Regions from separate parts of the Homo sapiens genome. Here region 2 is linked to region 1. A link is an interaction called in ENCODE POLR2A ChIA-PET data of the cell type or tissue named here. Cell type or tissue: B cell. All regions are shown on one strand. Each heading gives the region's core, and the rest is flanking DNA. Links, peaks and the distances in the headings are about the cores only.

What was found. ChIA-PET counts read pairs that join two places held together with the same protein. Peaks named below come from ENCODE experiments on the same cell type or tissue, not always from the same donor. Only the 100,000 strongest peaks of a DNase experiment are listed, where the experiment ranks them.
Region 2: POLR2A ChIA-PET joins it to region 1 with 11 read pairs; 4 of 35 experiments call an interaction of 5 or more read pairs at or near these places.

Annotation. Positions count from the first base shown.
Region 1 is chr6:3,017,087-3,028,809 of GRCh38, reverse strand. LOC101927759 (a long non-coding RNA gene) reads right to left here and starts at 4,747. Exons shown (of 3, transcript NR_152848.1): 1 at 4,637-4,747; 2 at 1,939-2,057; 3 at 1,376-1,865. NQO2 (N-ribosyldihydronicotinamide:quinone dehydrogenase 2) reads right to left here. Exons shown (of 7, transcript NM_000904.6): 7 at 9,055-9,331. The coding sequence ends at 9,155. It also overlaps the pseudogene HTATSF1P2. RefSeq lists enhancers at 1,693-1,852, 2,821-2,930, 4,374-5,573, 10,780-11,279, 11,280-11,723 and a silencer at 3,041-3,335. In B cell, for the core only: no CTCF peak of the experiment used is centred there; DNase peaks (open chromatin) are centred at 1,639, 2,789 and 4,899; H3K4me3 peaks cover 2,311 bases; H3K27ac peaks cover 2,541 bases; H3K27me3 peaks cover 444 bases.
Region 2 is chr6:2,793,998-2,806,891 of GRCh38, reverse strand. It overlaps LOC124901241 (a long non-coding RNA gene), which reads left to right. Exons shown (of 3, transcript XR_007059408.1): 1 at 1-2,295; 2 at 4,560-4,661. Among named protein-coding and RNA genes, the nearest start is that of WRNIP1, 35 kb to the right of the region's middle. RefSeq lists an enhancer at 4,296-4,796 and a silencer at 8,988-9,092. In B cell, for the core only: no CTCF peak of the experiment used is centred there; no DNase peak of the experiment used is centred there.

The DNA.
Region 1 (11,723 bases), core at 984-8,983:
TGTAAGGGTGAACGTACTTTTCTACCCACTTTGGAGCTCCTCCACAAAGTCTTGATTCAGCTGCCCACATGGTGTGTCCCGAATTGGTGGGTTCTGAATTGGTGGGTTCTTGGTCTGATTTCAAAAACCCAGCTGCAGACCCTTAGGGTGGGTGTGACAGTTAAGTTTTTTTTTTGGTGGGTTTGCAGTCTCGCTGGCTGAGGCAGAAAGTGAAAGCTGCAGGCCTTTGTGACGACTGTTACAACTCATAAACGCAGTGTAGACCAGAAAAGAGTACAACAGCAAAAGCTATTACAATAAGCAAAAAAACAAAACCGTCACAGCATGGAAACAAATCCGACTTCGTTGCTATTGCTGGCTAGGGCAGCCTGCTTTTATACTCTTATCTGGCCCCACCCACATCCTGCTGATTGGTAGAGCCAAGTGGTCTGTTTTGACAGGGTGCTGATTGGTGCGTTTACAATCCCTGAGCTAGACATAAAGGTTCTCCAAGGCCCCACCAGAATAGCTAGATACAGAGTGTGGATTGGTGCATTCACAAACCCTGAGCTAGACACAGGGTGCTGATTGGTGTGTTTACAAACTTTGAGGTAGATACAGAGTGCCAATTGGTGTGTTTACAATCCCTGAGCTAGACATAAAGGTTCTCCACGTCCCCACCACACTCAGGAGCCCAGCTGGCTTCACCCAGGTGGAGCTGCCTGCCAGTCCCGCGCCCTGTGCCTGCACTTCTCAGCCCTTGGGTGGTTGATGGGACTGGGCGCCTGGAGCAGGAGGCGGCGCTCTTGGGGGAGGCTTGGGCTGCCCAGTAGCTCACGGAGAGTGGGGGAGGCTCAGGCATGGCGGGCTGCAGGTCCCGAGCCCTGCCCCGCGGGAAGGCAGCTAAAGCCCGGCGAGAAATCGAGCGCAGCGCCCGTGGGCTGGCACTGCTGGGGGACCCAGTACATCCTCCGCAGCCGCTGGCCCGGGTGCTAAGCCCTTATTGCCCGGGGCCGACAGGGCCGCCCGGCTGCTCTGAGTGCGGGGCCCGCCAAGCCCACGCCCACCCGGAACTCCAGCTGCCCCGCAAGCGTCGCGCGCAGCCCCGGTTCCCGCTCGCGCCTCTCTCTGCACACCTCCCTGCAAGCTGAGGGAGCCGGCTCCGGCCTTGGCCAGCCCAGAAAGGGGCTCCCACAGTGCAGCGGCGGGCTGAAGGGCTCCTCAAGTGCCGCCGAAGTGGGAGCCCAGGCAGAGCAGGCGCCGAGAGCGAACGAGGGCTGTGAGGACTGCCAGCACGCGGTCACCTCTCAATGGCACAGCCCCCAGGCCTGGTCTTGCTCCCTTTTGCTTGGTTATTAGTATTTGATGCCAACGCAGCCTAAGGTTCCACTCTCGCTTGCCAATCCACTGTCAGCAACTTGTTTATTGTGGTGGTGGTGGTTGTGGGGTGAGGGGTTGGGGATATGCTTGGGCATTTTCCTTCATTTTTATGATCTTAGTAACACATTTAAAAGTGCACTTGCTGTGATTTACTTGGCATCTAGAAGTGTTGCTGCAGGAGAGCTTTTCAGATGTCTTGTCTGCCACAGAACAGGAAGTGAAAGTCTCTGCATGGTTTTTGACCTCACCCAGACACGACACAAGAATCTCTGACCCACAAAACATGAGATCCTTGTTGAGCCGGGGACCCCGCCTTAGGTTTCTGGTGTCGCTTCTTAAAAATGGCCTTTGTTCAGTGCTGCTTCAATTCCCCGAAGGGTTCCTTCCAGCAGTGGAGCAGAGCACAAGCTTTGGAAAAGGCCGCCTGGTTTTTAGTTTGCGTGCTGCCTCTTGTAGGGGTGGAGCCTGGTCAAGTGACTTGAGCTCTGTAAGTTTCGGTTCACCATCTGTAACATGAAGATAACAAAACCTTCTTACAGATTGTCAGCTCAGGCTGCGAGACATCAACAGAGGACATACCTTCCATCCATGATTCAAGAGTTCAGATGACACACACTTGGATTCTGGGCAGCTTTACTCTCAATACATTCTCATCAAACACATCACTGGCTGCATCGACGTTCCAGCGCATCAGCCCACTTTATGGGAAGAAAGAAATGGGGAGAGATGAGCAGAAATCAGACTTCTTAGCAGACACAACCCGAGGCAGGGTCAGCACCTGGGCCGTCAGGATCCCAGACAGGATTTCAAGCTCCTCCTGGGATTCTAGTGGGGAAGGTTTCTCCTGACAGGACTGAGGACACACTGGCACCTTGCGTATCAGCTGGGGCAGCTATGGAAGCTAGACTCCCTTTCTTTCATAGATGGGGAAAGTGAGGCCCGAAGAGGTGGGGGAGCTTGTTCAGGGGTACTCAGCTGCTGGCAGAGCTGGGCCTGGATGCAGGACTGCATCAGCCTCTTCTGCCTCTGTCACTTCCCCACAAGGGCAGATTCTTTCTCACCTTTTCCTCCTCCTTCTTTGTGTATACACTTAACCTGCTTCATGAGGAGATATGCTACTTTAAATTTTGTTATAATTTTTATATACCTCTATGAATGTTTTTAGATTATGGTCATCAGATTCCAAAATTAATTTATGTTTTGTCTTCACTGGAGTACTGCATATTCCCATGTAGATAGTCACCATGCTTGCAGCATTATTTAGGATTCTTTGATTGTAACTGCTGTACACTCAACTCACAGCATTAAGCAAAAAAGGCAACATCTTGCCTCACATAACTGAAGAGCTGAAGAGGAAAAGCTCCAGTTCAGGCAGGGGTGGATGCAGGAGTTCACAGCGTGTCACTAGGAAGTTGTCTCTCTGTGTGGCTTGGCTGCACCGTCCTCTGCCTGGGCTGCATTTGTAGGCCAACGCTGTCTATGTGTTGGCCCCTGACCCACTTACTTCATCACAGCTCCAAGTCCAGAAACAAGAAAGGTCTCTCTTTCCTGATAGGTCCAATGAACCCCTGAGTTCAGTCTCACTCCCTGGGGTGGTTACAGCTAGGCCACGGAACACTGTGATCAGTCAGGGCTGTGAACTGCCACTCCTGGGGTCGGAGGAGGGGCTACCCTTATGAACACCACATAGCTTGGTTGAAAGGGCATGGTTCCCCCACCACACACAAAAAAACAAGGTGTTACAATCAGAAAAAATGGGAATAGATATGGGACAGGCAAAGATGACTCTTCACAGCATCTGCCATGCAGCGGCTCAGAGTGCTTTGTCACTACCCCAATCACAGGCACTTTGGTTGCTTCCAGAGAGGAACCAGACGCCCTGGGTTCAAACCACATCTGCCCCTCTACAGCTATGACCCTTGGGCAGATGTCTTTTTTTTTTTTTTTTTTTGAGATGGAGTCTCGCTCTGTGGCCAGGCTGGAGTGCAATGGCACGATCTCACCTCACTGCAACCTCCACCTCCCGGGTTCAAGTGATTCTCCTGCCTCAGCCTCCCAAGTAGCTGGGACTATAGGCATATGCCACCACACCCGGCCAATTTTTGTATTTTTTAGTAGAGACGGGGTTTCACCATGTTGGCCAGGCTGGTCGTGAACTCCTGACCTCAGGTGATCCTCCCACCTCGGCCTCCTTTTAAAGTGCTAGGATTACAGGATGGAATAACACTTTCCTTTAAGGGCCAACGAAATCACTTGAGCATGCATCCATCAGAGGGAGGGCGGCTTAGGAGAGGTTCCCACACGGTGCCCACTGCTGAACTGTTCATTAGCTAGCTTTTTCCTGCATCCCCATCTTATCGCCATTTTCTGGGGCTCGGTTTTTCCGTCTTGAGAAAGAAATAGGCCTGTGCTTATTTCCCTCTCCCCTGGGACAAGGCACCAGCCACTCTCCTGAGCTGCTGGGAACTTCTCCAAAATTCCTGGTGCTTCCTCACATTGAGCAACATGAGTCTCTTTCCTCTTTTTACCAGGCTCCACCCACGAGAGGCTCTGAGACAAACTACACAACCAAAGAAGTCTTTCTGCATCCACAAAGCCCTGTTTGCCTAAGAAAAAGGTCGCGGGGCCCAATCACACACACCTGGCTGCAGTCATTTCCAATTTTCTTTTTTTTTTTTTAATGGCAATTCCTGCTGCCCTGCTGATACTGAATTTATTTTTTATTTTAAGTTTTTCAGCAATAAGATCTTAAAAACCGGCCGGGCGCGGTGGCTCATGCCTGTAATCCCAGCACTTTGGGAAGCCAAGGCAGGCAGATCACCTGAGGTCGGGTGAGTTCAGCCTGACCAACATGGAGAAACCCTGTCTCTACTAAAAATACAAAATTAGCCGGGCATGGTGGCGCATGCCTGTAATTCCAGCTACTCGGGAGGCTGAGGCAGGAGAATCGCTTGAACCAGGGAGGTGGAAGTCGAGGTGAGCCGAGATCGCGCCATTGCACTCCAGCCTGGGCAACAAGAGTGAAACTCCGTCTCAAAAAAAAATTCTTAAAAACCGGCAGAAAATGTATCAGGGTGCCCGGTACTAACAGGAGATGAGACATAGGCAAGAGCCCAGCCCTCGAATTGCTAACAGTTTTGCTTGGGAACCGGAATTAATGTCTTCAGCATACTCAGGCCAAGGTGACAGCACCGGCTCTCAGAGAGGTTGGATTTCAGCAACTTCCCATCCTCTCAACCCACACAGGAACAGGCCCCTCGGCAGTTCGAGAACGCACCTTCCCATACTTCAGAGTTGCCGGAGGGAGGGTGGAGGACCTCCTGCCTCACAGTGATCTGAGGTCCAGAAACCCTAGGGACCCCAGCTTGAGGCTCTGAAGGGCTGTGACACAGCCTCTTTGCCTGCCAGCCCCGCCCCGGATGCAGCCTGCTGAGCGAGGGTGGAGGAGGGGAGCTATGTGGCCAAAACCCTGAGTCACTGAGGAGCACGAGGGAGCCGCCCTTTCCGGCGTGTCTCCCGAGGCTGTCTGCCCTTCCCCAGCCTCTGCAGCCTACAATCCCAATCAAGAGCCAGCCCGGTTTCTGCAAGCACACAGGAGCAGAAGAGAAACCAGTGAAGACTTCACCGCTGCATATCAGGCCAGCGACGGCTGCTCGGTGACGGCGCTGCTCTGCCACCAAGAAAAACCCCAAACCCACTGATCCCACAAAGAGGGGAGAAAAAGGAAGGCTTCATGCTGAAGAAGGAGAAATACAAACGTGTATGTGCCGGTTTGCCTCTGGTCGTTACCGTGGAGGCATTCACACGCCTGTCCATTTGGCATTATTATGAGCGATCCCCAGACAGAAGAACTTAAGGTCAAGTTTTACAGAGATAACCAAGGACATCTTAAAGGAGACAGGCTGTGCGATCATTGGAAGAGGGAAGCTGTGGATCTTGCATTCATGCATTTGGATGAAGATGACACTGGAAACTGCACGTTGCAGGTTGAGGTGGCCAAGTATCAACGGAATGGGAAATATGAGGCTTCAGGAAGGAAGTGCGCGAACCACAGGAAGGCTCCGTCTCTACGGCAGAAGCGGCCACGCCGCAGCCCATCCAAACGCCGCGACACGAGTGAGTTGTCCTCATCGAACACATTTCATCCTGTGGATTTTGAGGATGGCCAGAGAAGACCTTCAAGGAGAGTCAAGTTTGGACCAACTCGGAGGCTCATTGTCTTTGACAGACACCCAGCTGGTGAACCTGTGTCCTGGAGGAATGCAGGAGCAGCTGCTCATTGTATTCAAACCTTTGATGGAAGGTGGTTTGAATGATAATGGTTGAACAGACTCCAAGGCTGAGAGGACGGGCGGGCGGCTTCCTTCAGTGTCCCTGAGGCCAACACACTCAGTGCTCCGATTCCACAGAGGGGGACTTTGGGTGGTGCTGGGGGCGTTGAGGAAGAAGGGCCCCTGGGCACAGCCAGCAGTGCTGTCCTCAGTAGTGATGACAAGGAGGAGGAGGAAAAGGGAAAAGAGGAGGATATGATGACAAAGATGATATTTAATCCCTCAAACTTGCTTTTAGGGAAGTTCCTCCATCTGCATGTGGCTGTGTGTCAGGGTGATTATTAGTAGGGTTACGTGAACACGGCACAGTGGTACAATGCCATCAGACTAAATTTTTTAAAAGTTTTAAATTTTCATTGTAACTGGCAATTAATGATTTTTAAATTATTTTTATTTATTTATTTGTTTTTTGAGACAGGTCTCATTCCGTCACCCAAGGCTGGAGTGCAGTGGTGTGATCTCAGCTCACTGCAACCTCTGCCTCCCAGCTCGAGCGATTCTCTCACCTCAGCCTCCCAAGTACCTGGGACTGCAGATGTGTGCCACCACACCTGGCTAATTTTTTTTTTTTTTTATAGGGTTGGGGTTTCGCCATGTTGCCCAGGCTGGCCTCAAACTGCTGAACTCAAGCAATCTGCCCATCTTAGCCTCCAAAAATGCTGGGATTCCAGGTGAGAGCCATCACGCCTGGCTATTTTTAAAAAGAGTCTTGCTCTGTCATCCAGGCTGGAGTGCAGTGACACAGTCATGGCTCATTGCAGCCTTGAACTCCTGGACTCACGTGACCCTCTTGCTTCAGCCTCCTGAGTAGCTGGAATTACAGGTGCGTGCCACCATGCCTAACTAATGTATATTTTTAAATTTTTTGTAGAGATGGGTCTCATTATGTTGCCCAAGCTGGTCTTGAACTCCTGGCCTCAAGCAGTTATCCCATCTCAGCCTCCCAAATTGCTGGGATTACAGGCATGACCCACAGTGCCCAGCCATTAATTTTTTTTTTTTTTTTTTGACGGAGTCTCGCTCTGTCACCCAGGCTGGAGTGCAGTGGCACAATCTCGGCTCACTGCAAGCTCTGCTTCCCAGCTTCACGCCATTCTCCTGCCTCAGCCTCCCGGGTAGCTGGGACTACAGGCGCCCGCCACCAGACCCGGCTAAATATTTGTATTTTTAGTAGAGACAGGGCTTCACTGTGTTAGCCAGGGTGGTCTCGATCCGCCACCTCAGCCTCCCAGAGTGCTGGGATTACAGGCGTGAGCCACCGCACCCGGCCTCAGACAACATGACTTTATTACTGGAAACCAACTAAGAAAAAATTATGATTAGGAGGAGAAAACAGCAAACGGTCGGGGTCAAAAACCAATATTCAGCAATCAATAGCTTTTACCAATCAAAAGAACTTTTAGAAGATATAATTGAAGACAAAATCCTATTTATAATAGCAAACAACAGCAAAAGCAAGGAATGAACTTAGTCAATGTGCACTGCCTGTAGGAGATGACCTCGTGATCGGCATGCCCGCCTTGGCCTCCCAAAGTGCTGGGATTACAGGAGTGAGCCACTGTGCCCAAAAAAATAAATTTTGTAATGTTTCACTTAACAAAAGAGATACATTCTGAGAAATGTATCATTAAGTGATTTCATAATTAGTTGATTTCATTGTCACGCAAACATCATAGAATGCACTTACACAAACCTAGATGGTACAGCCTACTACACACCCAGGCTTTATGGTAGAGCCTATTGCCCTTGGCTATAAACCTGTAGAGATGTTACTGTACTGAATACTGTAGGCAACTGTAACACAATAATAGGTATCTCTGTATCTAAACATGGAAAAGGTACAGTAAAATTACTGTATTAGTCCAGGTGCAGGCAGCTCATGCCTGTAATCTCAGCACTTGGGGAAGCTGAGGTGGGTGGACTGCTTGAGACCAGGAGTTCAAGACCAGCTTGGGCAACATAATGAGATCCTGTCTCTACCAAAAATTAAAATAATTAGCCAGGCGTGGTAGCATGTGCCTGTAGTCCTAGTTACTAGGGATGCTGAGGCAGGAGGATCACTTGAGCCTAGTGAGGTATGATCATGCCACTGCACCCAGCTGGGGCAACAGAGTGAGACCTCATCTATAAAAATAATAAAATAAATCTTAAATAAATTTTAATAAACAAAACATGGCATTATAATCTTAGGGGACCACCATCGTACATGCAGTCCATCACTGATTGAAACATCATGCAACATATAACCATATATGTTAATGGCTGTTCAATTAAAACTTCATAGTCCTAATGTAAATTTAAAAAGACAAAGAAGAAAATTAAGCAACAGGCCCAGATTCAACTTTTCTATGAAAAATAGAAACTGTCATGTTGAGTCATAAAATAAAAAAACTAGCAAATCCAGCTCTATGCTCAGAGAATTACCAGAAAATAAAATTACATGAAGCTTGAATATAGGGAGATGGAAAGATATTAGACAAATATTAAAGAAAATCTGGGCCAGGTGTGGTGGCTCACACCTGCAATCCCAGCACTTTGGGAGGCCCAAGGTGGGAAGATTACTTGAGGCAAGGGGTTTGAGACCAGCCCGGGCAACATAGTGAAACTCTGTCTCTTTAAAAAAGAAAGAAAAGAAAAGAAAGAAAGAAAAGAAAATCTCAGTGAGTGATGGTCAGAATAGAATTCAACATAACAAGCTCATTATTAAAATATTTGATCTCACTGTGTACAATTCTGAAGACACTCATTCATGTACTTCATTAAATATTTCTAGTTTGCTAAAAATAGAATTACCCTTCAACCCAGCAATCCCATTACTGGGTATCTACCAAAAGGAAAAAAAAAATCATTCTATGAAAAGATGCCTGCACTTGTATGTTCATCACAGAACTATTTACAGTAGCAAAGACATGGAATCAACCCAGGTGCCCATCAACAGTGGACTGGATAAAGAAAGTGTGGTACACGGACGCCATGGAATACTATGCAGCCATAAAAAAACATGAAATCCTGTCCTTTGCAGTAACGTGGATGCAGCTGGAGGTCATTATCCTAAGTGAATCAACACAGAAACAAAACCAAATTCCCCATGTTCTAACTTATAAGTGGGAACTAAACATTGGGTACACAGGGGTGAAAAGACGGGATCAATAGATGCTGGGAATCCAAAAGCGGGAAGGAAGGGAGGAAAGGAAGTGTTGAAAAACTATCTATTGGGAACTATGCTCACTGTTTGGGTGATGGGATCAATAGAAGCCCAAACCCCAGCGCCACCCAATATTCCCCTGAAACAGTACTGGCCATGTGCTCCTTAAAGCTAAAATTAAAAACAAACAAAAAACAGAAAGAAAAAAGTATCCCCAGGTAGCTATGTTGTAATTTTATTTCATGACAGCACCATCTTCTCTTTGCCTGCGCCTGGGCCTCCTAGTGTGCTGCTTACGTGATGCCCACGTGCCACAGAGTTATTGCCCGAAGTGCCAGTGGGCTGTGCAGGGGATGGGCTCTTCCTTCCAGATGGTCTGCAGCCTCTGGGACCACGCAGCCACCATCCCCTTTCTTTCTTCTTCGGATGCAATTTCAGGAGCAAAGCTGATCTGAGGGGCAAGGACTTTAAATCCACAGAAGTGTAATGTGCCATGCTAAAGCCACAGGGGAAGAAAAGAACTCATTAGAAACTACACCTGTTACATACCATTCAGTTAAATGATTTAAGGGGGGAAATGGTGTGAAACAAACCTTCAAAAAATCATGAAACAACCTTAATGTTACAGGCAACTGAAAGCTAAACTTCCCTATGGCTTTAGGACACAGCCTTGCATAAGAGCCGTGAAGAACTTGGGGCAGTTGCAATTTCCAAGCTCTATTTTTATAACTGCAATTAACCTACAATCTTTGCAACTGATTCAGATGCCAAACATTATAGTTCTGCTTGATTGGGCAAATTATGGTACATTCACACTATAGATTATTCCAGAATGAGGTTATTCTAGCTATAATATATACCATGGAAGTTTGTTCAAGATATCTGTTAAATGAAAATAACAAACAAATTTTAAGCCGTATTTATGATATACCATTCATGTAAAAGAGCAGTAAATGTAATAAACCTATAATAAAAATTATGTATGTGAGAAAATATATAGGCCCTAAGAAAATAAATCAAACCATTTAAAGTGATTCTTTCTGAGGTGGGAGGGATTAAAGGGATTTTCTCTTTTTATATTTCATATTGTCTCTTTTTTTTTTGGCCATAATATGTACTTCTGCAAACTGAAAAAAAAAAAGATTTTTTTAAAAGCAAGAAGAATTTGAACTTGGCTAATGACACATAAGAGACCAGTTGGCCTGTGAAGAAGCAAGGTCAGGTTTATAAATTATCATTTCCTTCAGTAGACTATCAGTAACTGGAATCACGTACTTTTTCCTTTCAAAGAGGACCACTTTTTTTCTAAAAATGTCACACTCAATCCTCTGCATTACTTCCTTTAAAACCCACACCCTCATCCAGGCCTGCCCTGTCAGGTGGGGAGTGAGAGGCCCACACACCACTATCCACATTTTTTTCCTCAGGCAACATCATTTTATTTATTTGTTTGTTTGTTTGCTTGTTTTTGAGGTGGATTCTCATTCTGTTGCCCAGGCTGGAGTGCAGTGGTGCAATCCTGGCTCACTGCAACCTCCGTCTCTCAGGTTCAAGCGATTCTGCTGCCTCAGCCTCCCAAGTAGCTGGGACTACAGGTGTCCGCCACCACACTCGGCTAATTTTTGTGTTTTAGTAGAGATGGGGTTTCGCCATGTTGGCCAGGCTGGTCTCAAACTCCTGACCTCAGGTGATCCACTGCCTCAGCCTCCCAGAGTGCTGGAATTACAGGCGTGAGCCACCGCACCCAGCTTCAGACAACATGACTTTATTACTGGAAACCAACTAAGAAAAAATTATGATTAGGAGGAGAAAACAGCAAATGGTCGGGGTCAAAAACCAATATTCAGCAATCAATAGCTTTCACCAATCAAAAGAACTTTTAGAAGATATAATTGAAGACAAAATCCTATTTATAATAGCAAACAACAACAAAAGCAAGGAATGAACTTAGTCAATGTGCACTGCCTGTAGAAGGAAAAATCATTGTGTTTTGAAAGGACATAATAGGATTAATTTCTCTGATATATGAAGAGCACTGACAAATAGAAAATTAAAAAATACCAAACCAATAGGACATGGGCAAGGCACGTGCACCTAGAGAGAGTTCACAGAAAAGGGGTGACGCGTGCATTTTCCCAGCAAACTCCCTACCCCTCAAGAACGAGCTCTCCCCCTGTCTCGACAAACCTCCCTTAAACAACCTGGAAGAACAGTTGACCCCTAGGTTTCTGGGTTCCCTGGAGCCCCTGACCTGGAGTCTGCTCCCCACTCCCTCCCTCTGCCACCCCTCACCAGGGGTTCCTTCGTGGGACACCCCAGCACGTTGGAACTGCTCTGCCCACCACCTTCCCTTTGGCAGGTGGCCACTACTCGGCCACATTTCAGGCCCAGGGACACTCACGCAGGCACCAAGAGGTCCCCTGGGGAAGCAGGCCTGGGAGGGGCCTGCGGACTGGGAGGTGGGTGTGTGCTGGCTCCATAGGCCCCTTGCCCCTGTGGGGGTTGGCATGGCCAGCAGAGACCAGCATGCGGCCATCAGAATGCAGGGCCTGGGGTGCCACTTGCCAGGGTCCAAGGGCAGTGCTGCCCTCACCAAGCACTGCCAGAGCCATATGGATGGCCTCCACCCGCACGTATCACAACACACGCAGGGCCACCTTGGGGCCATTCTGCTGACCAAGCTAAGCAGGTTTGGCTTAGCTTCTGCCCAAACCATATCAAAAGCTATAATTAGGGCATGTTTTCCCTATTGGTCAAGCTTTTCAAATCTGTCAAGTAAAGCATTTAAAAGGGGCAAAATGTTATAATTTTCTTGTATCCAGGGGAGTCAAAATGGTGTGGGGCATCACGCTTCCATCCCATCTCATCTCACCCCTCGGGGAGCTGAG
Region 2 (12,894 bases), core at 2,914-10,913, 220 kb after region 1:
ATTTATTAAGGCAAGGAAGTTGAAACAGAGAAAGAGTTTTGCACACGTAGAGCTGGCTGAATGGGAGGTCAAGGTTTTATTATTCCCCAAATCAACCTCCCTGAAAGTCGGGAGGTTAGGGTTTTTCAAAGATTGTTTGGGGTAAGAGAGGAGTGGTGGCTAGGCTGGGTGTTTCCTGCTGATTGGTCAAGGCTGCCATCACTGGGCTGTGGGAAATGGTTCTCCTGGCGCTGAGTCACTTCTGGTTGGGGCCACAGGAGGGGTTGGTGGGTCCAGGTGGGGTCATCAGTGTCAGACATGCAAAAAACCTGAAAAGACATCTTAAAAGGCCAATCTTAGGTTCTACAATAGTGATGTTATCTTCAGGAGTCATTGGGGAAGTTACACACCTTGTGAACTCCGCAATAATGTCTGGTAATAATTTATGTGTACACCTTAGCAGAATTTGGGCTCCTCTCATCCTCCCAGCTTGGTGGCCTTTCATTAGTTTTACAAAAGCAATTTTGTTTGGAGAAGGACTATTATCATTTAAACTATAAGCTAAATATCTCCCAAAGTTAGCTTGGCCCAAGCCCAGGAATAGTTAAGGGCAGTTTGAAGGCTAAAGGCAAGAAAGGAGTTGGCTAAACCAGATTTCTTTCACTGCCATGATTTTCTCACTGTTATAATTGTTGCAAAGGTGGTTTCAGGGGGACTGGCTCACAATGGACTCTGGGCTTCTGTTTTCTCTTGCCACCTATCTACAAGCAAGAATCCCACTTCATGTAACTAGATTTGGGGTGGGGTGGGGATGGCGTGTTCTGTCTCACCAGACTCAGACAAGTTGTTAACCAGTTCCCTGTGAACCTACTTCACAAAACTGGCCCAGTGAGCAGGGTCTGGTCTGACAGGACCATGGCTTCTTGGCAAAGTGGGAGGGTGGTACCCCTCAGTACCCAGCCCAGGCAGAGACATCAGCCTGGGGGTGCAGGGGGCTGGACATGAAGCTGGAAGTTTTATAGAGAAGGAAGGGTGATAAGTGGAACAGAGGTCACCCTCCCTACACACACAAACACACACACACACACACACACACACACACACACAGATGAGAGAGAGCTGGCTGTAGGGACTGACATGGGGAGAAAAGAATATGGAAATGAGAGCATGGCACACAACCCCCTGGTTGCTGGGCACTCATGTGATCACTCATTCCCGGGGCTGGAGAGTTCAGGAGTGGGTACGCAGGTGGACCCTGGGGTACCCGAGAGGGAACCCGCATGCACAATGTGGGTCTTCACAGAAAAGGAGAATTTGGATCTAAGGGACAGATGTGGGCAAAATGCAGGGGAGGCCATGTCGTGGCTCTCTGGGATAGCTGATGAGAGAGGACAGAAGAAATGGTGCAATTAAGGGTGGGGACAAGGTCTCCAGGCCCCCACCATGCTCCTGTCAAAGAAGAGAAAAATTAAACTGATGCCATCGGCAGGTTTGAGGACAGACATGGCGACTGACAGTGCCTATTTGCTGTGGGTGGGGCCCTTTGAGCCATTTTGGGCACAGTGACCACGGTTCCCACCTCTGCACTGTAGCAGGGGTCCCAACCCCCTGGGCCACAGACTGGTACTGACCTGTGGCCTGTTAGGAACCAGGTCGCACAGCAGGAGGTGAGCATGGACGAGGGAGTATCACCACCTGAGCTCCGCCTCCTGTCAGAACAGCGGCGGCATTAGATTCTCACAGGGGCACGAGCCCCACTGTGGACTGCGCATGCGAAGGACTTAGGTTGCGTGCACCTTACGAGAAGGTAATGGTAAATATAATGGGCTTGAATCGTCTTGAAAGCATCCACTCCCCTGTCTTGGAAAAACTGTCTTCCACAAAACCAGTCCCTGGTGCCAAAATGGTTGAGGACCTCTGCATTATAGGCATCGACACTTGGGCTGCTGTGGCACAGAACGTCACACCACCTAGACGGCATGCCCTCACAGCAACAGCGGCGCAGATCCACTCCTGCCTACCACCTAAGCTCCCCAAGCCCCAGTGGGGTGTTCAACAAAAGCAGTACTGAATGCAAAGTGGAGAACAGGACTTTGCGTTAATTCTGATAAAAATGTTACAAACCATTCTGTCGCAATGTGACGGTTGACTTTGGCTGGTCAAAAAGACCTTCAGGGGATGGAGACCAACAACAGACTGTTGCAGGCTGAACGCCAAGGCCACTTGGGCAGGAAGCCAAAGAAATATCCCAGATGCCATCAAGCAAAAACTGTTGGCCTGGCAGCATCCACTAATCAAGAGGAGGTTCCATAGCAGGTAGGTCTCTTTGAGTGCTGGAGACAGCATATACCCACCTTGTGTTCTTTTGCCCTCCTTAGTCAAGGTGACAGGCAAAGCTGCCAACTTTGAACAGGGCCCTTTGTAATAGCAGGACTTGGAAGTCACTTAACAACTTTTGTCTGGGGCACAGCCTTTAAAACTTTTAGAGTCTGCTAGCCCAATGGAATTATAGGTGTCTGCCATCTCCACACGTGCCAATTGGAGCCTCTTGCAACAGGAAACTGCCACTGGGGTGCACCGGCCTCAGGTTTTGGACACGTAATTCCTAAAGCAGCCCCCAGATGTACATCTATTGAATGGCAACTGCTTGATTGCTACTGGGCAGTGCAGGAAACTGGACATCCACATGTGATGTTGCAACCTGAACTGTCCAACTTGAATGCTTACAAATTCCACCAATAAAATCAAACAGGCTCATCAGAGCTCAACTGTTAAGTGAAAATAGTACCTTTAAGATTGGATCCAGCCAGTATCCAAGGGGCCGGTGGGCTTCATGAATAATGGCTAGCTTGACAGAAGGTACCATGTGAGCTGACAGGGGTGCTTCAGCTCCTCCTGGGGCTACCTGGGACCCAAGATTCAGATTCAGAGACTGGACTGCCTATGATATGGCATGGCTTACTGACAGCTCTGCAAAACAACGAGCAGACAGGGTCCACTGGGCTGCGGCCACTGTCCAGCCAGTGAATGGCTGTCTTTCAATTGAGACTGCACATGGATGTTCTGTCCAACGGGCTGGACCACAGGCAGGGGTGATGGCCATGCAAGCCACCACCATATCTTGTTAGATATTCACTGATTCATGGACTGTGGCTAACAGCCTACATGACTGTTCAGGAGAATGGCTACTGAGTGGCTGGACTATTAAAGGGTTTCCTGTTAAAGGACTATGACAATAGCTTGCTGCCTGGAAGGGACACAGAGATGTCACTCAAGTGGATGTTGAGACTACCATGGCCGCCCTTGAGAGGAGCTTCTGTCATGTTTTTGGATATCCCGGAACCTCACTCTGCCCAAGGAACATCCTTCACTGCCTTAGCAGTATAACAGTGGGTGCGTACTCACGAAATAGGATAGACTTTCCACGCGCGCTGTCACCTGCAGGCCAGCGGGGCTGCTGAATGATGGAACCATTGCCCACAACGAAACCGAAGACAGGACATCAAGATGGCCTGCTAGCGGGGTGACACCATCTGACTAGGGTATTATGGACCCTAAACTCTGTACTCCCGCACAAGGGAAGTGCCAAGACCAGCTCAGTCAGGGAGACCCTAACCCAGCGGCGCTAGAGGGAAGCGTGACACTGCAGGGCACATTGAGAGACACTGGGCTTGTAAGGGTGACGGTGATGGGGGGGCGGCAGGCAGCCACCTGATTAGGCTGCACCTGTGAAATCCCAATCTCAGCATTCCCAACCATTCTTTTTCCCTTCTCCCTTTAGAGTGCATGTCCTGAAGGTGGTTTGTGGTTCAGGCTGCCATAGTACCCCAGACAGGGCCCCCAACTTGAACCTGGACTCAATACTTCCCCTGGGGGTCTCCCCTCTATGGGGTCCCACAGGAGTGGGGATGGGACCAAGGAATACCAAAGCGCTAGGGTCTCTCTAGTGGCAGGGGGAACATCTGACTTTCCACTAGAATGGGCAACATTATCGGACATGTTGTTTGTACAGGACGTGATACCCTTTCCTGGACTAGATGACTGAGGCCTGAAGGTCTGAGTCATGCAACAGGGGCCATGGGTGCCACAGAGGTAGTGGCCTGGGCTGGGGCAGACAGACTTGGTCACTGCAGCAACTCAGCCCACCCTTGTCCACAGGTGGGGAACACCTGGAACTGCGAGTGGGGGAGGGGCACTAATGTGTCTGCTTTTCCACAAAGACGTGGGAGCAGACGCCCAGGAGCCCAATGCCTTTGTCAGGCTCTCTGAGCTGTAGCCCTCCCAGGCAACCTGGCAAACTGCTAGATCTGCCCTTCTGGACCTCGTTCTGTCCCTGACCAGAGCAACCCTCTCATCCCATCAGCGGTGAATGACATCTGTGTGTCTGACACCACCACACACCCAACGGGGCCTGAGCCCTGGCTGACGGAGGGAGGCTCTGGCACCCAGGCATGGGAGGGAGCTGGAGGTGCCATGTTTTAACTTAACCGATTCTGCAGCAAAATGGCATGAACACGACTAATAAGCCTCTCCATGGGCTGGTCCTTTGACACACCACACTCCTTTGTTTCCATGGACAGGAGGTGTCCCCATGCAATAAAGAAAATAAGAATTGGATTAGTAGCAGCCATCTGTGCAGGGGAGACTGAGCTCCGCAACTCTGTGTCCATGAGGCTTGGCTGGTGAGTGCCAGTGCCTCCACACCCCCAAGTAGGCACTGAGCAGTAACGTGGGGGAAGGGCTACACCTTTCTCTGTGGGCAGCCCTGGGATGGGCAATGTCATGCCAGCAAAGCTGGCAGATGGTGGGATCCTGTACACTGGGTGTGCTGGGAGCAACCTGGCTATCACCCCTGGGAATGGGCCATACCATTGGGCCAACAATCTGGGGCTTTACACCAGACTTGCTAGGGACCTGTCAGGAGGAGTAACAGACCGGGTTTATGTCCCCTAAGGGATCTCTGGTACCATCGTAGGAGTCAGTGCTCATGAAAAACAAAAGAAAATGTGGCACATATACACCATGGAATACTATGCAGCCATAAAAAATGATGAGTTCATGTCCTTTGTAGGGACATGGATGAAATTGGAAACCATCATTCTCAGTAAACTATCGCAAGAACAAAAAACCAAACACCGCATATTCTCACTCATAGGTGGGAATTGAACAATGAGATCACATGGACACAGGAAGGGGAATATCACACTCTGGGGACTGTGGTGGGGTCGGGGGAGGGGGGAGGGATAGCATTGGGAGATATACCTAATGCTAGATGACACGTTAGTGGGTGCAGCGCACCAGCATGGCACATGTATACATATGTAACTAACCTGCACAATGTGCACATGTACCCTAAAACTTAGAGTATAATAAAAAAAAAATTAAAAAAAAAAATTTAAAAAAAAAAAAGAAAAAAAAAAGACACCTGTCCCTGAGCATGGCAGGTATCACTGCCTCCACCGCCTCTGCCTGGGCAGCCAGCCGCCAGCCCTTGGCTCCTTCTGGAAGGCTGCTTCAGATGACAGGATTGTTCAAGACTGTCTTCCCTGACCAAGAAGAGTGTGCATGTCAGGGATTGCAGAGACACAAGGAGAGGAGATCTGGAGGCAGACCCACTGGGTCACAGTGGGGCCACCTAAGGACTCTTCTCCAACTTCGTTACCTGGATCACTGGGATCCTGGGCCAGACTGCTGCTCCCAGCAGGCCTGGCCATCCTGCTGTGGTTGTGGTCCCCCGGGCCTGGTGAAGTGTAACCTGGCTATGGCTCAATGACATTGCACTGAGCCTGTGTCCGTCAAGGTGTTACATCAACCTGACAAGACACGCCTCCGTCTCCAGATCTGGAGAGGTCGGAGGGCAGAGGCAATGGACTGGCTTTGTGGAAGGGGCTACCTGGGTTGGGAGGTGGACTGCAGGACAGCTCTCCAGGTGACCGTGGACTAACCCAGTTCTGCCCCACTTCTCACTCATAGCTGTCAAGAATAATCATAGAATATGCTGGAATGCTGCATCCCGAGATAGGGAGGGACTGACTGGGCCTGCCTGGGCTCTGTCCCAGTCTCCCCTAGAAACAGGACGTCCTTCAACACTGCAGCCCAGTGTGTCCTGTGACCCCAGGGTATAAAACCCAGGGCAGGCTGCTTTCTGGGGGTCCCTCAACTGTGGTGCAAGTAGGGTACACACAGATGAGACTCCACCCGCCCCGGGCAGCTTTCCTGAGCCTTGGGGACCGGCTTGCAATGGAGCCATGGCTTCTGCAGTCCCTTGCCGTTCATCTGTGAGTAAGAAATCCACTTCATGGTGTTTGTTGAATTTGACTGTGTTCTATCTCACCAGGCTCAGACACGTTCATAAACAGTGCCCAGTGACACTGCTTCACAAACCCCTTCTAGACCTTTCTCCAGTGAGCCTGGACCATCCACAGAAACTCCGAGGGAACTAAATGGAATATCACGGGAAGGCATAGGGTCAGCGGAGGAGCTACCTTGGTCTGTTACTCACGTACTTAGTGAAGGCAGTCAGGTTTCCAGTTAAATTCTCCATATCTGTAACCTATGGTCACTGTGCTAAAAATAATGTGCCATTTTTTATTTGCAGGCAGTGGTATTATCGAGCTGATTAGATTAGGGATTGGTGTTTACTAGCTATATTAATGGAAAAAGTTATGATCAGACACATTATCTGCCAAACTATCTTTGCTTTTGATCTTTCCTGTTCCCACCATGGTGTTTCGGTCACATTGTCAGTGGATGACACGTGGTTACTGTGGAAATTGGATTAAGTGACTCAGAAGTTCCTTTCCAGTGCTGTGATGCTATGTGACATGGTGTTGATTATCTGCAAGTGGTCTAGTCTTAGGGCTCGAACGCAGACCGTCACCCAGCTCCATTTACTTATGTATGTTCTAACAACACAGGAAAAAGGACCTCCAGAAGTGAATGCCCCAGAACGAGTGTTTGACACTCCTGACTTTGCAGGTGGACAGAAAAACCACATCTGTCCAGGCCCCAGCACAGGAGTATGATCCTGGCCACTTCTAAAAATACTCAGGATCAGAAAGAAAAATCTTTACTTTGACTAGAAAGTGTTATTATATAGGAGACTTTCAAGATCTGTAGCAAAACACCTTCTATGTGCCATGCATTTTGTATTCATTTTTGAACTCTCTGGTCCTACATGTAGGTGTCATTTGCTCAGTTTTACGAATGAAGGATGGAGGTTCAAGGTGTGGCTGCAATGAGCCAGGACTGGAAACCAGGCTTAAGTGCAAAGCCATGCTCTCTCCACAGCCTCTGCCCCTTAGTGAGGGATGTGGTATCAGGGGATGGGGCCTGATGGAGAGGGACAGAGGTAAGGGAGGAGCAGCTGCCAAGCCTGGCTGCTTCTGATTGAAATTGAAGCAAACAAACAAACAAAAACTAGAGTAAAAGGACGTTCCCACCAGACTTTTATAGTTCTTGAAGACAAAGACACTCTGCTTACCTCCATTTCAAAATACATTTTGAGTTTCCTTTTTCAATAGAAAATCCAGGCTGGCCACAATGGCTCACACCTGTAATCGCATTATTTTGGGAGGCCGAGGAGGGCGGATCACCTGAGGTCAGGAGTTTGAGACCAGCCTGGCCAACACGGTGAAACCCCCTCTCTACTAAAAATACAAGAATTAGCTGGCCTTGGTGGCGGGTGCCTGTAATCCCAGCTACTTGGGAGGCTGAGGCAGGAGAACTGCTTTAACCCAGGAGGCAGAGGTTGCAGTGAGCTGAGATCATGCCACTGCACTCCAGCCTGGGCGACAGAGTGAGACTCCATCTCAAAAAAAAGAAAAAAAAAAAAAAGAAAATCCAAATGCCCAAGTTCCCAATAAACCAAGGTACCCCAATGGGTATGAGGTTTCTGGGGCTGCGCTCCACCCACCCCGACAGCTACTGAACCCGTGGCCTCATGGGCCTCTGCACGGCTGGAACCCACCTGGCCCGGCTCCGCCCCCACACTAGCCCTGCTGTTCATTGGTCATAACTCCTCTTGGTTGCCAGTTATTGAAACCCAATTTAAACTGGATTAAGAGGAAACAAAAGAAGGGATTTTTGGAAGTTTCAAGCTACCACAGAAATGGCAGGGGTGTGGGGGGTGTCAGAAACACCTGTCACTAGGCCTGGCATGGGCCCTGGCTGTCTCCTCCTCTCGGCTGGGTTCTTCCCAGCCTTGTTTCCTCACACTGGCTTCTTCACGTAGCGGGAAACACATGTTCACATCTCTGAGCGTCATGACCAAAGAGTCAGGGCTTGCTCCTGTGTTCCCAGGGAAGAACTTAGACCAAGAGCCTGTCCTTGGACGGAGTGACTAGGGCCTGAGGAAGGGGCAGGAGAGGAGGCCACCTGGAGGGAGTGTTCCTCCCTGTGCTGGGCGGGGCAGCCTGGGCCTTGAGGAGTCCACAGCTCCCCTCACATCACACACTTGGAGGAAGAGTAAATGTCCCCGGAGGAAGAGTAAATGTCCCCGGAGAAAGGGGTTGCTGTCATGCGTACGCGAATCCTCCATGCCTGCGGTAGCCAAGCAAGCAGATCTCTGCAAATGTGTCTCCATCCACGGCCCAGGAGAGGGGCCACATCACCGGGCATGCAGCAGGAGCTATCTATTTAATATATTGCAACTCACTGCATGCAATGATTCCAATCAATAGGGGGCTTTCTGTGAATTTTGTTTAAAATAGTATTTATTTCAAAGTTATCACTACCTCACAAGTATTTTAGCAACTATTTATTTAAAAGTATCTTCTTGATGCAAAAAAAAAAAAAGACAAAGAAAAAGAAACTGTGAGCTTAAACATATTTGAATGGAGAGGAGGAATTCATTTGAAGTTAGTTTGATGGATTAGCTTGAAGTCACAGCAGAGGCTGATTTTAAAGTGACAGCAGCTCTCTCCCCATCTCCTCTCACAGCCTGCCCAGGGCAGCATGGAGGAAGGGGAGGAGTAGGAGCAGGGGAGGAGGAGGAGAAGGAGGAGGAGGAGGAAGAGGAGGAGGAGGAGGAGGAAGAGGAGGAGGAGGAGGAGGAGGAGGAGGAGATCTGCCTTGGGTGAGATCAGGCCAGGGCTGAACCTGTGAGATTCAAATTGGGGCTTCGTTGTTTGTGTACATTCTTGTGAAGTCATTTCTGGGACTTCGTCCCTCCCCACCTTGCTTGCTGTTGGCTGTCTCAAGGGATTTCAGGGACCTGGGAACTGTGAAGAATGTGCTGCTTGTGAACTTCACCTGTCACATGTTCTGGGAGGGGAGCAGGGAGGGAAGAACAGCTGCACAGTCCTGCCGAGGACACATTCATTCTCAGTTCTTGCCTAAGTTTCCAGGGACTACATCACTGAGGGCCACCCCCTTCTCTCCCACCCTTGCCACTGTAGGAAACTTCAGGTGTCTTGGTCCACCCAGCATTCAAACTCCTGGCTGGAAGGAGCTAGCGAAGGCCTGGGAAGCTGCAGGAAGGGATCTGGTGCTGAGCCTCCAGGCCACTGAGCCCAGAGTCACACCTGGCCAGCTTCCTCTCATTTCCTTCCTTCTGTGCTGAGGCCTCAGTTTCTCAATTCACCAAGACCACTTGCTGCCCCAAGGGGCTTCCCTTGTGTCCTTGGTCCTGCAGACAGAGCACAACCCTGGAGCTGCCCTTGCGGGCTCTACCATGTGTGGCTGTCCCACGCGGCTCTTCCCTACGCGAGGGCCCTAAATCCAGAAGGAATGGGTGGGCCCAGAGCAAAAGGTGTGATGGGATTTCCTCATAGACATCTGAATTGAGTAAGAGTCTTCTCAGTGGAGAGACATCCAGCCTTCAAGAGCTTTGGACATTTCCTTATGAAAGAGACTTGAAATTGAGGAACAGCAGGGAGATGAGAGAGGACTGGACTTGTTCTCTAGAGAGCAGCTTTTGGGTTGGTGACTGGAGGTGGGCACAGGGGAGGTGCAAGAGCAGCCCACCCCCTCCTCCTTCCTGCCCTTCAAAATGCCCAGTGCTGCCCTGCAAACGCTGGAACTGTGGGATGATCAGCCAGCCCTTGCAAGGCCTCTGCTTCCAGATAAAAGAGAAGGAGAGTCCCAGTGAGGCACTTGAGGAGAAAGAGAAGAGCCTGGGGAAGGTGATGTGCTGTTTTGAAATTATCTGACAGTTACTGAACCATGTGATCCATTTCCCTGACATTCTGACACAAAAGTCTTTGAGCATAACTTACAATATTGTTTCGTTTTTTTTTTTTTTTTTAGACGGAGTCTTGCTCTGTCGCCCAGGCTGGAGTGCAGTGGTGCAGTCTTGGCTCACTGCAAGCTCTGCCTCCTGGGTTCACGCCATTCTCCTGCCTCAGCCTCCCGAGTAGCTGGGACTACAGGCGCCCACCACCACGCCCGGCTAATTTTTTTGTATTTTTAGGAGAGATGGGGTTTCACCATATTAGCCAGGATGGTCTCGATCTCCTGACCTCGTGATCCACCCGCCTCGGCCTCCCAAAGTGCTGGGATTACAGGCGTGAGCCACGGCGCCCAGCCAATATTGTTTCTTAAAATGAAGGAGGCATAAAAAAATCTCTTGAGCTTTTGTTCACACAGATTCCTTAGCAATTCCAGCTGAGTTGGCCGAGCCTGGGCGTCGCGTTCTGCATTTCTCATGGGCTCAGGTTGCTGGCTGCTGGTCCGGGCACCGCACTCTGGGCAGCACTGGCTGAAAGCGTGGGGCTGGTGGTCCTGCGGGGTCGTAGATGTGTCACCCACCTGGAGGGCAGCTCGTACTCCTAGTTCAAGCCTGACTTGCGGAAAGTTTTGCAAAGATTTCATAAGCCTCGCTGTTGTGACACCCCGTCTGTTCTCTTTCCAGTTCTGTGTCACGGTGACAACCCACAGGTCAGAGGAAACTAGAAAAGAGGTTTCTGGTATGAACTGTCCTGAGGGCTCCTCTCCTCTGCTATTTCACGATTTCCGCACCATCACCGGGTTCAGCAGTATTCTTTGATGATCCTGAGTTCTCTAAATTTAGCTTCTCAATCAAGCCTGTTTCTGGTTACTGGAATGGGCAGATGGAGTGGGAAGACAGGCAGTAACAGACCCTTCTAAATCTACCAAAGGGGCCAAGACAACTCCTGCTTACAAAAGGCAGCACGTCCATCAAAATCTGTGGCCATCCAGGTCTGCTCTCTCCCAAGGAGGAAGGAGCCAAGGTTTCTCCAAAGAGGAAGAAAAGGAGACAGGGGGAGAGGAAGGCACAGGGCACACTGCTCACTTTCCCACTGGAGTTCATTCCATGCCCATTTGAATATCATGTGAGCTAATGAAACAATTCTGACTTCCATAGCATCTGGCTTCTGAAAACCGCTAATATTTCTTAATGCTTTCCCATGTAAACAGTCAAAATAATCGTGCCTTAATTTAAATAGCACTTGACAGTTGATAGTATATTTTTATCTGCATATCTTACTTGATTTTCATAAGAAACTTCCAGTGTAAAAGTGGCCCTGCCAAAAAATAAAAGTGAACCTAGAAGTCATTGTTATACCCACTTCCAAGCTGAGAAAATCGAGGCCTGAATGAGTGAAGTGACTTACCAGAGATTGAACAATGGCCTTGTCTCAAAAGCCAGTTTTCTCAACATGGAAGCTTGTTGGAAGGATGTAAAATATGTATTTAATGACTCATTAGCAAAATGGAGATTTTCCTTTAAGTAGTTCTTATGATACAGATAACAACTATGTTTTGTTGTTGTTGGTTTATTTATTTATTTATTTATTTATTTACTTACTTTTTTGAGATGGAGTCTCACTCTGTCGCCCAGGCTGGGGTGCAATGGCACAATCTTGGCTCACTGCAAGCTCCGCCTCCCAGGTTCAAGCAATTCTCCTGCCTCAACCTCCTGAGTAGCTGGGATTACAGGTGCACGCCACCATGGCTGGCTAATTTTCGTATTTTTAGTAGAGACAGGGTTTCACCATGTTGGTCAGGTTGGTCTCGAACTCCTGACCTCACGATCCACCCGCCTCAGCAACAACAATGTATTTTTAAACTGCATGAGTTTGTAGAGATTATTGTAATCTATCCTCCTTTAAGAGATAAGGAAACTGAGGCTTAGAGAGGCTGAAATACTATGATCCAGAAGTTGTCCAAATCTGTTTTATGATTTATGACCTTAAGCACGTTAATTATATTTTAAAATTCTACTTCATTAAAACATCATGGGAAGGTACAGCAACACGACATTTGCAATGAGGTTATTGCATAAACAATCATAAGGCAGAAGGGATGTGAATCCTGTTTTTAGTGCACTAGTAGGAAATTCATACCACATCCTAAGCTACTCCAGTCATTCCACTGTGCAAACCAGAGCATGAAAAATGATCTCGGCTCATGACTAATCCACTGCCCTGAGCCTGGGGACGTTCACACCTACACTATCTGTGACATGGAATTGTCTATTCTTGAAAAGCATCGTCTTCTGTAGCGGGGAAAGTCAGTTAAGCAATTACTTGCTGAAAAGCTACTAGGAGCCAAACATTGTGGAATGAACATGACTATGACTATGCTTGCCCTCAGAAGGCTTATAACCCACAGCCAAAAAGACAGAACCTATGCAGTGTGATGTGAGCAGAGGAAGGAGAGACTTAATGAAGTGGATGGTTAGGTGAAGACTTCACATTTTTTTTATAGATCATGGGGGCAGAATTTCAAAAAAATTAGAGAATGGAAGAAATATGGAATTCTAATTCAGATAGTTTCTGCTTCAAAGTTGGCTAGTCATACAGATGGCAGTTGAGTAACTTCATGCAGAGTAAAGAAATACCACACCCAGGACTTTGCAGGTTGCTCAAGCAGATGGCCACATGGACCCTGGCTTCCTCAGAGCCTACTGTGACTAGAGCACAACCAGTACAAGTGACAAGAGACCCGCCC